Linked DNA regions of Mus musculus: region 1 is linked to region 2. Evidence: chromatin loops called from intact Hi-C (ENCODE). Cell type or tissue: left cerebral cortex. All regions are shown on one strand. Each heading gives the region's core, and the rest is flanking DNA. Links, peaks and the distances in the headings are about the cores only.

What was found. A loop is a pair of places that touch in the nucleus more often than their neighbours do. Peaks named below come from ENCODE experiments on the same cell type or tissue, not always from the same donor. Only the 100,000 strongest peaks of a DNase experiment are listed, where the experiment ranks them.
Region 1: a loop joins it to region 2, with 4 times the contacts of the local background. A loop is called at or near these places in 2 of 42 quality-filtered maps.

The regions. Positions count from the first base shown.
Region 1 is chr8:23,913,289-23,919,562 of GRCm38, reverse strand. The region is part of intron 4 of Zmat4 (zinc finger, matrin type 4); the gene reads right to left. Among named protein-coding and RNA genes, the nearest start is that of Gm51564, 130 kb to the left of the region's middle. In left cerebral cortex, for the core only: no CTCF peak of the experiment used is centred there; DNase peaks (open chromatin) are centred at 1,343, 1,974 and 3,422; H3K27ac peaks cover 3,316 bases.
Region 2 is chr8:23,992,727-23,999,000 of GRCm38, reverse strand. The region is part of intron 5 of Zmat4 (zinc finger, matrin type 4); the gene reads right to left. Among named protein-coding and RNA genes, the nearest start is that of Gm51564, 50 kb to the left of the region's middle. In left cerebral cortex, for the core only: no CTCF peak of the experiment used is centred there; DNase peaks (open chromatin) are centred at 1,205 and 2,672.

The DNA of each region.
Region 1 (6,274 bases), core at 962-4,961, 80 kb after region 2:
CATTGTACCTTATGGCAGTGTGGGATATTCTTCTGAGACCTCAGATACCCAACGTTCGGGTGCTCAATGTTTCACTATTACTGTATATCTTAGCACATTTAGACTATTCATTCTTCTTCCTCTTCTGCTTCCTTTTCTGCTTCCTTTTCTTCTTCCTCTCCCTCCTCCCCTTCCTCCTCCCCTTCCTTCTTCCCTTTCTCCTCCCCCTTCTCCTCCTCCTCCCCTTTCTCCTCCTCCTCCCCTTCCTCCTCCCCTTCCTTCTTCCCTTTCTCCTCCCCCTTCTTCTCCTCCTCTCCCTCTTCATCTCCTTCCTCCTCCCCTTCCTCCTCCCCTTCCTTCTTCTCTTCCTCCTCCCCCTTCTCCTCCTCCTCCTCCTCCTCCTCCTCCTTCTCCTCCTCTTCCTCCTCTTCTTTTAAGTTCAATCGAGATTGCTTACCCTCATCGTTACAGGATTTGCTTTAGGTGCTACCTGCCATGTCTGAATGGCCAGCACCATTATTATTCTTGCACTTTGGAGCCATTATTGACTACATTATGGTCATTTGGACATCAGTATTGGGATACCAGGGTCGTCTACCTGACACCCATGGTGACTACTAAGTAGCTAACAGAGATGTAGGGAATCTGACTTTGATATACTGTACCAAAGAGTGATTGACATCCTGAGCAGGACTGAGCACGGGGAGAGATCTCATCGCTCTGTTCAAAACAGTGCACAATTTAAACTTGTGAGTTGTATAAGTCCCAAATTTTTCCTGAATATTTTCGGATTCATTTTAAAAAGTGAAATCAGATATAAAGGTGAACTGTTGCTTATTGCTTGGGCAGGAATTAACTCACCACCTGTTAACTGGATACCTCTAGACAGCTCCTAACTTTAGATGTCTTACCCGGCACAGGCAAGAGGCAACACTCAAGGCCAGTACAATGGCTTTGCTGACAGGACCTGGTCTCTTCACTACCTCCCAACACCTGCTCCCAGAAAGTGTTCTGAGCCAGAAGCATTACCTAGGTCACAGAAACAAAGGTCAGAGCAGCAGGAGGACTGCGCAGCTGACACCAGCCCTGGCACCAGCTGGGGATCTTTTTAATCTGTCAGCTTTCCCACTCCACCCAACCCATACCCGACACTTGAGGGGTAGGAAATAATTTACTTATCCCACAGCATCAGCTATTCAACTGGAGAACCAGCTTCCTGGATCATGCCGTATAGCCCATGAATATTTATAGAGGACTCAGAGATGAGAACAGTGATCAGTGTGAGAGCGTGTCCGACATAAAGTACCACTACTAAATCTGGAGAAAGAGAGGCAGCCTGGCAGCCTGGGGCCAGGATAAAGCAGAACATTTGGAAGTCCTGGTGGGAAGGGAGCCTGGCCTTGTTCTCTGAGCAGAACTCCCACAAACACATCTGCTTTTTCACCCACACCACCTTCCCTCCACAGGAGTGGTTTTCTGGTTTCTCTCTCACTCCAGTACTGAGATTCCTCATGTACATACTCTGAAGTTAGCATTGACCTCAATACTCTGTGTGGTTTTCAAGTTATAAAAATGGACTCTACTTTGTATTAAAAGCACAACATTAAGCTGTGGTGGTGGTGGCCCATGCTTTTAACCCCAGTATTCAGGAGGCATAGGCAAGCAGATCTCTGAGTTTGGGGCTAGCCAGATCTACAGTGTGAGTTCCAGGATACCCAGGGCTACACAGAGAAACTGTCTCAGAAAACAAAACAAGACAAAAGAAATTACCAAACTACAACATTAACTATGTGTGACTTAGCTCTACAAAACATCAAAGCAACTCTAGAATCTCATGTGACCACTTGGTGACACAGATGAGCTACTGCACTCTAGGACTGGGTAGGTCTCTTCCAACATTTAAACTGAGAGCACCCACAGTGTTACAGGCTAAAATCCCCTGGTCTCTAAGAATGGGGCACCCCAGGTTTTATGCTACTGCTTTTCAAACTGAGCAGTAAGGCCATTGAACAGAGGGTGTGTGTAAATTAGGAAGGAGTTTTTTTAGGCTTGGCAAGTCTCTCCACATAAATGCTGGAAAAACCATCGAGTTAGTTCACTCCCCAGAGGACTACACAAAGCATACATTACCAAGTGAATTAGCCATTGTCATTAATTTCACTACAGCTTCATCAACACACATCATTACTGCTATATAGAAATGACAGAGGCTGAGTCCATGAGAATATGAATAGTTTCTATGGATGAAGTTGCATGAGCCAAGGACAGCCAGCGAGAGGACAGGTAGCTCAAATCTGGTCCCTCGGGTGTGCCCCGCCACCAAGAACAAATGGCCCCTGTCAGTGAGTTCATCTCAGGTCATGCCCCAACCAAGAGGTGGAAATCTGTAGTCTGCAATGTCTCGGGTAACTCATGTGCAGATTAACTTTTGAAAATTAGGATTTGGGGACTCAGTGGCTCTGTCGTGGCTGAGAGTTGGAATCAGCTGAGGGAGGTTCAAATGTCACTGTTCTCTGGCGTCACTGGACTGACTGGTTCAAAATCCCCTAGGGCAAGTAGACAACAGTAGGCCTTAAAGCTTTGTAGGTGCCACTTGGGTGCCTTAAAAGCTGGCAGCAGTCCCAATAGAGGAGACTCTCCAGTATGGGCTTACCTTCAGAGCAACCTTCCCAAGCATGATGGTCCATTAGTCCATATCCTTCACTATATGCTAGCACCACATTCTATACCAAGCTGCACAGCTCATGAACTTCAATACCAGAATGGACGTATTTTAACCCAATTTCCCAGTACTATTCTTATTAAAAGTCTATATGCTTTCTTCAAAAACAATGATAATGCCAACAAATTCAAATCAATATAGTATTGGTAACAAAATCACACTAGATCCAAACTCATGACTTTTGTGGCTTTCCCTGTGTGGATTCCACAGCTGTCTGAAGATGCGTTTTCAGCCATGCTGGGACCCAAACTTCCTCACTGCTCATGTTCTTTTCTTAGTGTCACATTGTTGTCCTATCCTGAAAGGGGCTGATTTAGGAAAGGTCAGGGCTGTGGAAGCGTGTGCCCCTGTAGCCTTGTTGTTATCACAGAAACCTGAAAATTTCACAGCAGAACAAGATACCTGATGGGAGGCTAGGAAGGGTTTGTTAGAGCCAGAGAGCTGGCTAAGAAGCAAAGACAGGCACACTCACACACATGAAGGCAGGTGCACACATACAAGCTGAAGATCTAAAACGACTTAAACGGCAGAAGAGAGGTTGAAGCACAACTTAATAATACCTGAGACACGGTGGAGATGAGGGAATTTGGCCTGTTAGCCTCCTATCTTCCAAAGCAGCCTGAGAAGGATGCAGAGTGGGCCAGGAAGAGCAGGCTTTTAGAAGAGAGGTACTTAGAGACCCCTGATGCTAAGGCATGCAGACTGCAGTTGGTAACTGAAGCAGGGAGAAGACTTTAGCAGTGTTATTTCCAGTGGGACAGGGGAAGGCCGCCGCGGCAGCGAGCAGGCTGTGGGCGGCAAATGAAATGGAATCTCTCTGGAAACAGGTGCATGAGATGGGATTTTGTGAATTTGTTCTATCTCTGGATGTGGCATAAACACTTTGAAAAGCAAACTTCTGTTTTTGTCATTGTTGGTTATTTTATTTATTTACATTTCAAATGTTATCCCCCTTCCTGGTCCCCCCACACATGAAACCCCATCCCATCTCCCTCCCCCTGGTTCTATGAGGGTGCTCCCCAACAGTTTCACCCACTCCCACCTCAGTACCCTAGCATTCTACTACAGTGGGGTGTGGAGCCTCCACAGGACCACTGATGCCAGATAAGGCCATCCTCGGCTACATGTGCATCTGGAGCCATGGGTCCCTGTACGTATACTCTTTGGTTGGTGGTTTAGTCCCTGGGAGCATGGGGGGGGGGGGCTGGTTAGTTGATATTGTTGTTCTTCCTATGAGATTGCAAACCCCTTCAGCTCCTTCAGTCCTTCCCCTAACTCCTCTATTGGGGACCCCACACTCACTCTGATGGTTGTCTACAAGCATCCACATCTGTATTTGTCAGGCTCTGGCAGAGTCTCTCAGGGGACAGCTATGCCAGGCTCCTGTCGGCAATCACTTCAATATCAAGGTTCACAAAATGTGTGAATTAACCTCCCCCTTTGTATTTAAAAAACTGTAGTAAATGCTTTTCCACCTAGAGTTAGCTTCCCCCAATACCCTCTATGCATTAGATTTACTGACTGACTGAGAAAAGTCAGAGCTCAGCCACTATGCTGGCTGAAAGCAAAATACGGGGGCTAATGATTAGCAGTTTGTATTAATCAAGGTAGGATCACTAGAAGAACCAAGGAGTGGGCCTCAGCCTGTGCCCGCTTCTCAGGCGGGTGATCTCAACAGGTAGCAATCTGGTGGCAGTCAACCCCACAGATGACTGGGGACTGCCAGCTTCTAATGTTCTCCCTAACTTCCCAGTGTTGAGGCCTTTGCTCAAAATTTCTAGATCCGGCGTGTAACCATCCCTCACTCACAATAAAAAATTGTGGCCTGCAGAGGAAATTGAAAAGGCTTAGTAGGGTCCCCTTAATCTCTCCTTTGTAACTCATAATACAACAAAATGCTCTTGAAAATCTTAGGTAAATTTAAAGCCCTCTATTCCCATGCACTTAGCAGACAAGTGGAAATCACTTAGTGGGAAATCCACCCGAGAAGCAGTTTCTTTGAAGGTGATCCAAGTTTAAAACAGAAAAAAGAAAACGAAAAAAAGATTGCTAAGCTTCTGTTTTCCTGAGCCAACTCCCTGTCGACACACTTTATAAAAATTAACATGTTTTCTACTATATTCCAAACACAAAGCTAAACCCAAAGGCCTGGCTCTCCTACCTTAAGATGAAGTGAACTATATTGATGATCAGTAGTATGGGAGGGGAAGGAATCTGAATATGAAAGAGGAGATGTACCTGCTGTCAGGACAGACATTGACTTCATAGGAACAAGAGAGGGAAGGGAAGGTCCTGAAAATTAACAAAGTTCTGGGCAGCCTGAGAAGAGTTCAGAACAGGTATAGGGAACACATACTGAGAAACCTTGGTCCCGTCTTCCAGAACTCAGCGTGGAGATGCTCAGTGCAAAGCCTGCCGAGAAAGAATGGTGAGAGAGACCCAGTTCAAGGGAAGTCCTGGGCCTAGTGGGCAGCCTGTTGAGGTCAAGTATCAAACAGCATCCCGGAGTAATCACATTTGGAGCAATCACAACGAGGCCCAAGCTTAGAGGCAGAGATACCACTGAGTATATTTATAGGCCTTTTCTGTATCCTGAAAGAGAGGGGGAACTATAGACATTGATGGAAACTGGCCTTTTTTTTTAACCAAGCTTCATGGTCAGGGAAAATTAAAATCTAAATATGCTAAATATAAAAAGTATTAAATATAAAAAAGACTAGATCTTGATATCTAAATAATAAATAAATAAATTTATAGAGAGATATAGAGATACATAGATAAAAATTTATTTTAATATCTAAATTTCCTAAATATAAAGCAATAAAATGCTTACTTATTCCAGCACATCACCTGCTAAAATATGTTTGTCAAACAAAGAGGAAACATGGTGCTTTAGGGCTGGTGTTCAAGATCTGAGGGAACTTCAAGGAACAGGGCTGTTCAGATGTCACTGCTCATTATTTCAGGCATGATGCCTACCTGATGAGCCCTGTCTCACAGACTAGACCTGGTCTGGGCTCCTACCACAGCTCGTTGAATTGCAGTTGCTGCCAGTTATGTCTGAATGGCAATGTGCCCCTTCTGTGTGCACATCCTAAGACTGACCCCATCTCCTGCTGACAGTTCCAGGATGGTTAAGCACAGCAAACTGATCATTTTACTCTGCCGCTGAACTCCTTCATAGACATGGTGAAGGGACTCATTTGGCTGCACCCAGAAGCCTACTTAAGTCCTCTGTGGTCTTAAAGCTCTCTTAATCACCAAAAGGAGAAACGTTGAGTTGATGGTTGAGTTGTGTCACTTATGACAGTGGTTGCCTGGTAGCCAACATTCATATGGTACTCTCACCCACAACAAGAGCCTCACTGTTTAGTGAGTCTTCAAACAACAGGGAATTAAAGTCTGGTTGGGAAGGCAGGCAAAGCTGCTATCATCTCTCTGGTTGTAAGTATGTTCCACAGTGAAGACATCAGGGCTGGTATTATGTCATCTGCCTCAGATGAAAACAAGCTAGGGTTCACAAGCTCCTGGCATCGCTTCTTTCTGACACCACTGGAACAACCTTTGAGAGCA
Region 2 (6,274 bases), core at 844-4,843:
TGTCATTTGCTCTCTCGGGTCATTGTAAATGCCAACTTCTTAACAGACTCTGATGTGTCCAGTGGGAAGGAAGGGTTCGTATCCTCCTTTATCAATGCTCAGAAGCCTTTCAAACTTAAGCACATATGTTTGCGGATCAGCCTACACCCAAGGTCTGCAGTTAAACAGGGCAACCTTGCCTCCGCCTTCAGACTTTCCACAAAGGAATGGGAGAGATGAATGGTAGGACCCAGAGCAATGGAGTGAAACGTTGGCATTGGGACCAGTTAACTGGGGTATAAATCTCGTCTGCTCACCTGTGCTCTCTTTGGGCAAGGTCACTTAATACACACCCCAGCTCTCTGTATGCATGTGCACACGTACTAAGGAAAATATAAACTACCAGGATGAGGTAGTTATTTTAGGATTCAAGACTATTGTCTATGTAAATGCAAGTGTATGGGTATGATGATAGATAAATGAAGGGGTAGACACATTTCCCCTAAAGTAATAGTCCAGTATTGACTAACTCATTGATATACACTGAAGTTGGCAGCATGCTTTTATATGTAATAACTTACCAAATTATAGTGTCAGAAAATGATGGGAAAGGGGTGAGACTTTATAGAAGGTAACCACTCCAACACACTGTGTACACATGCACACAATGAACCAACATGGGAAAGTTCAGCAATTTTCAGGTCACTTGGTACCTTTGACTCTTCAGCTGTCTATTTGAGAGGAAAACACTGGGCTGACACAGGAACAGGGTTCCTTTTATCACTATGCTAAGGACTGTCCAAAAATAAAATGTGTGTCTAAGTCTCAGTGGGTCACATGTAGCCAGGATAGCTGTGGATGTGTCCTAACACAAAGCAATAGAGTTAGGACAGTAAAAGACTTTTTTTTTTTCTTATAACTTATTTTTGGTGTTCTCGAATGTAGATTTTGCAGATGACAACACTACCACGATGCTACACAAGCTGAGCACATACATGCTTTCTGTGTACATGTGTGTAGCTTGGGTGTGGTTTCCAAGGTGTCATGTTCCAAATGGCAAAATCAAATGGCATCATGAGCTATTATGTCTTCAGTGTAATGAGGTAAGTGAAACATTATCAGTAACGCTTTAGACTTCCACCACAAATGAAAGGTGGCTAGCGCTACTTAGTAGACTCACATTTATTCTTAGGGTGCTTCTATAGCCACACCCAAGGACCACCTGCTGTGTTTCCCAATTTACTCTGTTTCCTGCTGCATGGGAGCTGAGAAGTAGAGGGTGCAAACCTTGCCTTTCAGTTTTCTAGTATTAGTCATAGCAAAGCTAAATATACTTTCTTGTCTATTATTGTGTTTTTATATCCAAGTATGGCTTCTACAATGTTTCCAAAAAAGAAATCTCCAAAAAAAAAATGCCCTCCAGAATAAAAATTACAGGTGAAGATTATTCAAGGAAAAGCAGGCAGGTTGGACCACTTTTTTCTTAAGACAAATAGCGAGGCAATCCATCTGCTTGATTTGGAAGGATGTGTGTAAGTTTCTAGGTTTTGCTCTTGTGGCCTTCCGAGCGTGAAAGTCATCATTAAAATATTCTAGCAGGGGCTGGAGAGATGGCTCAGTGGTTAAGAGCACTGACTGCTCTTCCAGAGGTCCTGAGTTCAATTCCCAGCAACCACATGGTGGTTCACATCCATCTGTAATGGGATCCAATGCCCTCTTCTGGTGTGTCTGAAGAGAGTGACGGTGTACACGTGTATTTAAAAAATGATTAAGAAAATACTCTATTAATCAGTCATCCCTGAGGCCCTCCTCCCCCACATCCCTACCATCACCTACACCCTCCAGCCAGCCAGCCAGACACAGGGCCTCATTCTTGCCCCTCTGTTTATCTCCCAGGTGTGGGCATGGCTTGGGCCCCAGCTCCTTCAATCTCCCTTCCAATGTTACTTATTCAGTGATGTCTGGCTCAACAATCCCACCTATACTGCTAACTAGCTCACCCCCAACTCCCTCTTTTAAAATCTCATTCTTCAAAGCCCAGAGCATGCACATTTTACTTTAAAAAAGATCCCAAAATTCTAAAGTGAATTCCAACATTTAGAAAAGCAGATTCGTTTTGTTTTCCGTTAACTCTTAAAGTCCCACAGCCCAGAGTGTTTTTGACACATATAGCTACAAAATAAATGTACACATGGAAGCACAAGTGACAAGCCATCAGAAGGTTAACAAATGAGCTGAATGCTGAAGAAATGATTAGTTTTTGAAGGACTAGTGCCAGGTTCTTTGGCCTTATCTTCTTATTTTGCTTTGGTTGGAAATTTCAATGAGCTGTTGTTATTTGAACTTCATGATGATTTCAAATCATGCTCCTAGAACAAGCAGGGGTCTTCTGTAGCATGTACAATGTCTCCCCACCCGGATCCTAACCTGCCTTTTAAAATTTGTTTAAAAGTTGAAGACTGTTGTCATCGTGAGGATTTCTATTGCTGTGAAGAGACACAGGACCACGGCAACTCTTTTTTTTTTAATTTAATTTAATTTTATTTTAATTAGGTACTTTGGAAAACATTTAATTGGGGCTGGCTTACAGTTTCAGAGGTTTAGTCCATTATTATGCATGGTAGGAAACATGGCAGCTGGTGGTGTGTAGGCAGACATGATGCTGGAGAAGGAGCTGAGAGTTCTACATGTTGTTCCCCAGGCAGCAGAAGGAAACTGTGTGCCACACTACAAGACCACACCTACTCCACTGAGGCCACACCACCTAATAGTGTCACTTCCTATGGGGCAAGCATTCAAACACATGAGTCTGTGGGGGCCATACCCATTCAAACCACCACAGCTGTGCATATTTTTAAGCCTTCCTGAATCATATAAACTTATTATTCCTATTATATTATAGCATGGTTTTGAAAATAGAGAACATTCAGTTCTGCTTTTCGCATGCCAATATGTGAGCGGTATGCATATTATGAAAGTCAAGTAGCGTAGAATGTATATTTCGAGGGCACAATGGATTATTTTTGGATTCTGTGTAGATGTGCATACAACAATAAATAAAACATCAGTCCTAGCATCCTGAGATCCAGACGTTTTTCCTGGACTCGGGAAGCTTTCCCTGTCTCCCAAAGCTTTTTCTTGACTGACTCTGAAAGCTTTCCCCCGATGCCCAAACCAACAGAGAACTTTCATGAAGTGTCTGTGTTATCATGTATTATCAAGCTGACCCGGCAATTTAAAATGACTGGTATTTAGGGAAAACTTACAATCTGCTGAGGAGGGGATAACAACAATTTAATAATATGGGCAGGCACACTTAAATCAGTCCGAGATTTGGAATATGAGGTTTCCTGAATGGCAAGTAATTGACATTAATGTCCAGTTTGAGATATTCTTTTTTTGGTTTTTGGTTTTGTTGAGATTGTAATTTAATTACATTTTTCCCTTTCCTTTCCTCTCCTGACATCCTCGTATATACCTCTCCAGTCTCTCCTTCAAATCCGTGGCCTCTTTTTTTTTTTTTTTTTTTTTTTACTAATTATTACATACAAATATACACATACATATGTATTTCTATTATATAACCTTTCATCCTGTAGAATATTACAGGCTATAGGTTTTCTGCGCTGACTACTTGGCACTGGAAGACCAACTCATGTGCCACACTAGCATAGCTTGAGCACCAGAGACTTCAAAGCCCACCACCACAATGGCACACTTCCTCCAGCAAAGCCACACCTCCTCCAACAAGGCCACACCTCCTCCAACAAGACCACACCTACTCCAATAAGGCCATACCACCTAAGAGTGTCACTTCCTATGGTCCAAGCATTCAAACACATGAGTTCCATTCAAAGAACACCTTTCCCACTCCTGGCTTTCCTAAGTTACCCGTAGTTCTTTGTGTAGAGTTTCAGCCTCCTGGGCTTTTCCCTGTCTAATCTGTCTTATTCATTGGTAGAACCCTTGTCCAGCTAGAGTTTGACAAGTCCTATCAGTGATAATTTATATGAATGTGATTTCTGATATTACTAGAAGACAGATTCTCAAAAATCTCTCTGCTCCTCAAGCTCATACAGTCTCTCTGCCTCCTCTTCTGTCCCCTGAGCCTTAAGTGTAGGCGTCTTTTGTATACACATCCATTGAGACTGGGATCCACAGTGCTGCATTTTGATTGGTTGTGGTTTGCTTATTGAGTGGGTCTTAGGAAAATTTAGGGTCCCAGATTCTCTGATGATAACTTTTCTTCATTTTCTCTCAACTTTACTTTAATTAGCTAGCAATCTGGCTCCTGAGCCACTTGGGTATAAAAAAACTGGAAAAGAAGATTTGGTTGCTTCATTCGTGTATTTCCAGCATGAGCCCTGACACATAGGAGGCACTTCATTGAGCTCTACATTTAAGGCTAATTAGTAGGACTACACTATGTAACATACATACTTGTATACAAACACACATACATATAAACACATACTTATATATATTTATCTTACAGATACAAACTGACTTTTTAAGAAATAGACGAGCAAATTTCCAAGATTAAATTGGAAAATTTCACCAAAGAAGCTTCCCAACATTTAGATAGTCTTCATAAAATATGTGCTCAGTAAACCGATATAGGGACACCATATATTTACAGATACTTCTGCCTATCAGATTGAAAAACGCAAAAACCAATGCAAACACAAGAAGACAAGCTAAGTAACAATGATATGGGAAAGGTCATTGCCTTTGAACGTAGAACTTAAGCATGTGAAGAAGTACGGCCTCCCGTGGCTTTCCTTCCCAGAGCTGTGGCTACGCGTATTTGGAGGCTGGGTTGAAGACTCACTGTTGGAATCTCTCATTCCAGTACCAGCGCCCTTCTTACCCATGATTCCTCCTTATGAGGGCCGAGGTTTCCTCTCCAAGACTCGGATGCTGCCTCCACTAATCATGGAGAGTTTGGAGCTTCTCTTGGTCCTGATCTATTGAGATTATTATGATTTTACCCTTCCTGCTTTATCCTTCTCTGCTGATGTGAGATGCCACCCCCTAAATAATAGGCCCATCTCCAGTTACCCACGGCTCCTAAATTCGAGTGTATATACATGCATGGAGGAATGTCATGAATGAGGTGACAGGGAAAACTTTTTTCCCACCATTATAAATAAACACAGAAAGCTTATTCTGCAACTTTCCCAGTATCTTTAATTCCCCTTAGGACAAGAGTCAGCAGATACAAGAGAGGTCGTGTGTCTCTGTATTCAGGCATTCTGTTGTTCTGACTTCCTCTCTGGCTTTATCTCTGCTGACTTCTGCAAGAAAATGTAGACCAACAACAGCATCATACCTCTGTATGGGATGGAAATGAGGTCCCAGCTGGGCCCTGGCTAGTGCAGAGTTCCTACATTTCATTGGTGAATCACCTGCCCGATGATGGGTTCAGCTTGTCCTTGGCAATCTCCCACCCTCAGGAAGAGACTCACGAGCTCTGATCTCATCAGCTTGGTGCAATAACTACCACAATGTCCTCACCTTGCTATCAGGCTCACACTTGATTACTAAGCCTCTGTAGAGCTCAAAGGGAAAACTATAGGACCTCAGCTCCTCTCCAAGTTCAGAAAATGTCCCTTGGCATCCTCTGCTTGAGTTCTGGAGTGTATTTATTTTCTCATATCTATCTCTATGAAGGGATCAGCAAGCTGTACCGAGTTCCAGGAAAAAAGAAGCCTGAAAGCAGATCTCATTTTCAGTGTGAATTACTGGGTAGGTACTTTGTGTTCCAAACAAAACAATGTAATGGGTCAAATAGGTAAGGGCCTCTTGGAGTTGCTGTGTGCTAAGGAACACTGGGGACTGTAAGTCACAGTGGTTACAGGGCTGGGGTTGTATGGGACAGAGAAAAGCTAAAGCTTTGTGGCTTTGACTTCAGCAGCTTTAAAAACAAAAACAAAACAAAACAATGAACAAGAACCTTTACTAAAGCCTTCATCAAGGGTGCCAACAACTCCCAGAAGAGGAACCATTTTCTGAGAAATAGTAAGAATTTTTCTCAAGGTATCTTGCAGTAAAGAACTTACTGACTTTTAATTCTCATGATGTTTGCCGACCATGCTGTTAGAAAACTCAACAGAAATTTAGCTATTGCAAAAAATAAATAAATAAATAAAATGAAAGCAAAGATAGAAAATCCAAGCTGAAAGTTCGATGTATCAAATGCAAAGACTTCTAAGAGATTCGGGACTTCTGATGCTCAGGCTCAGTTTGTGCACACACATGTCTGTGTGCAGAGGAGCAACATCATCTCACAGGC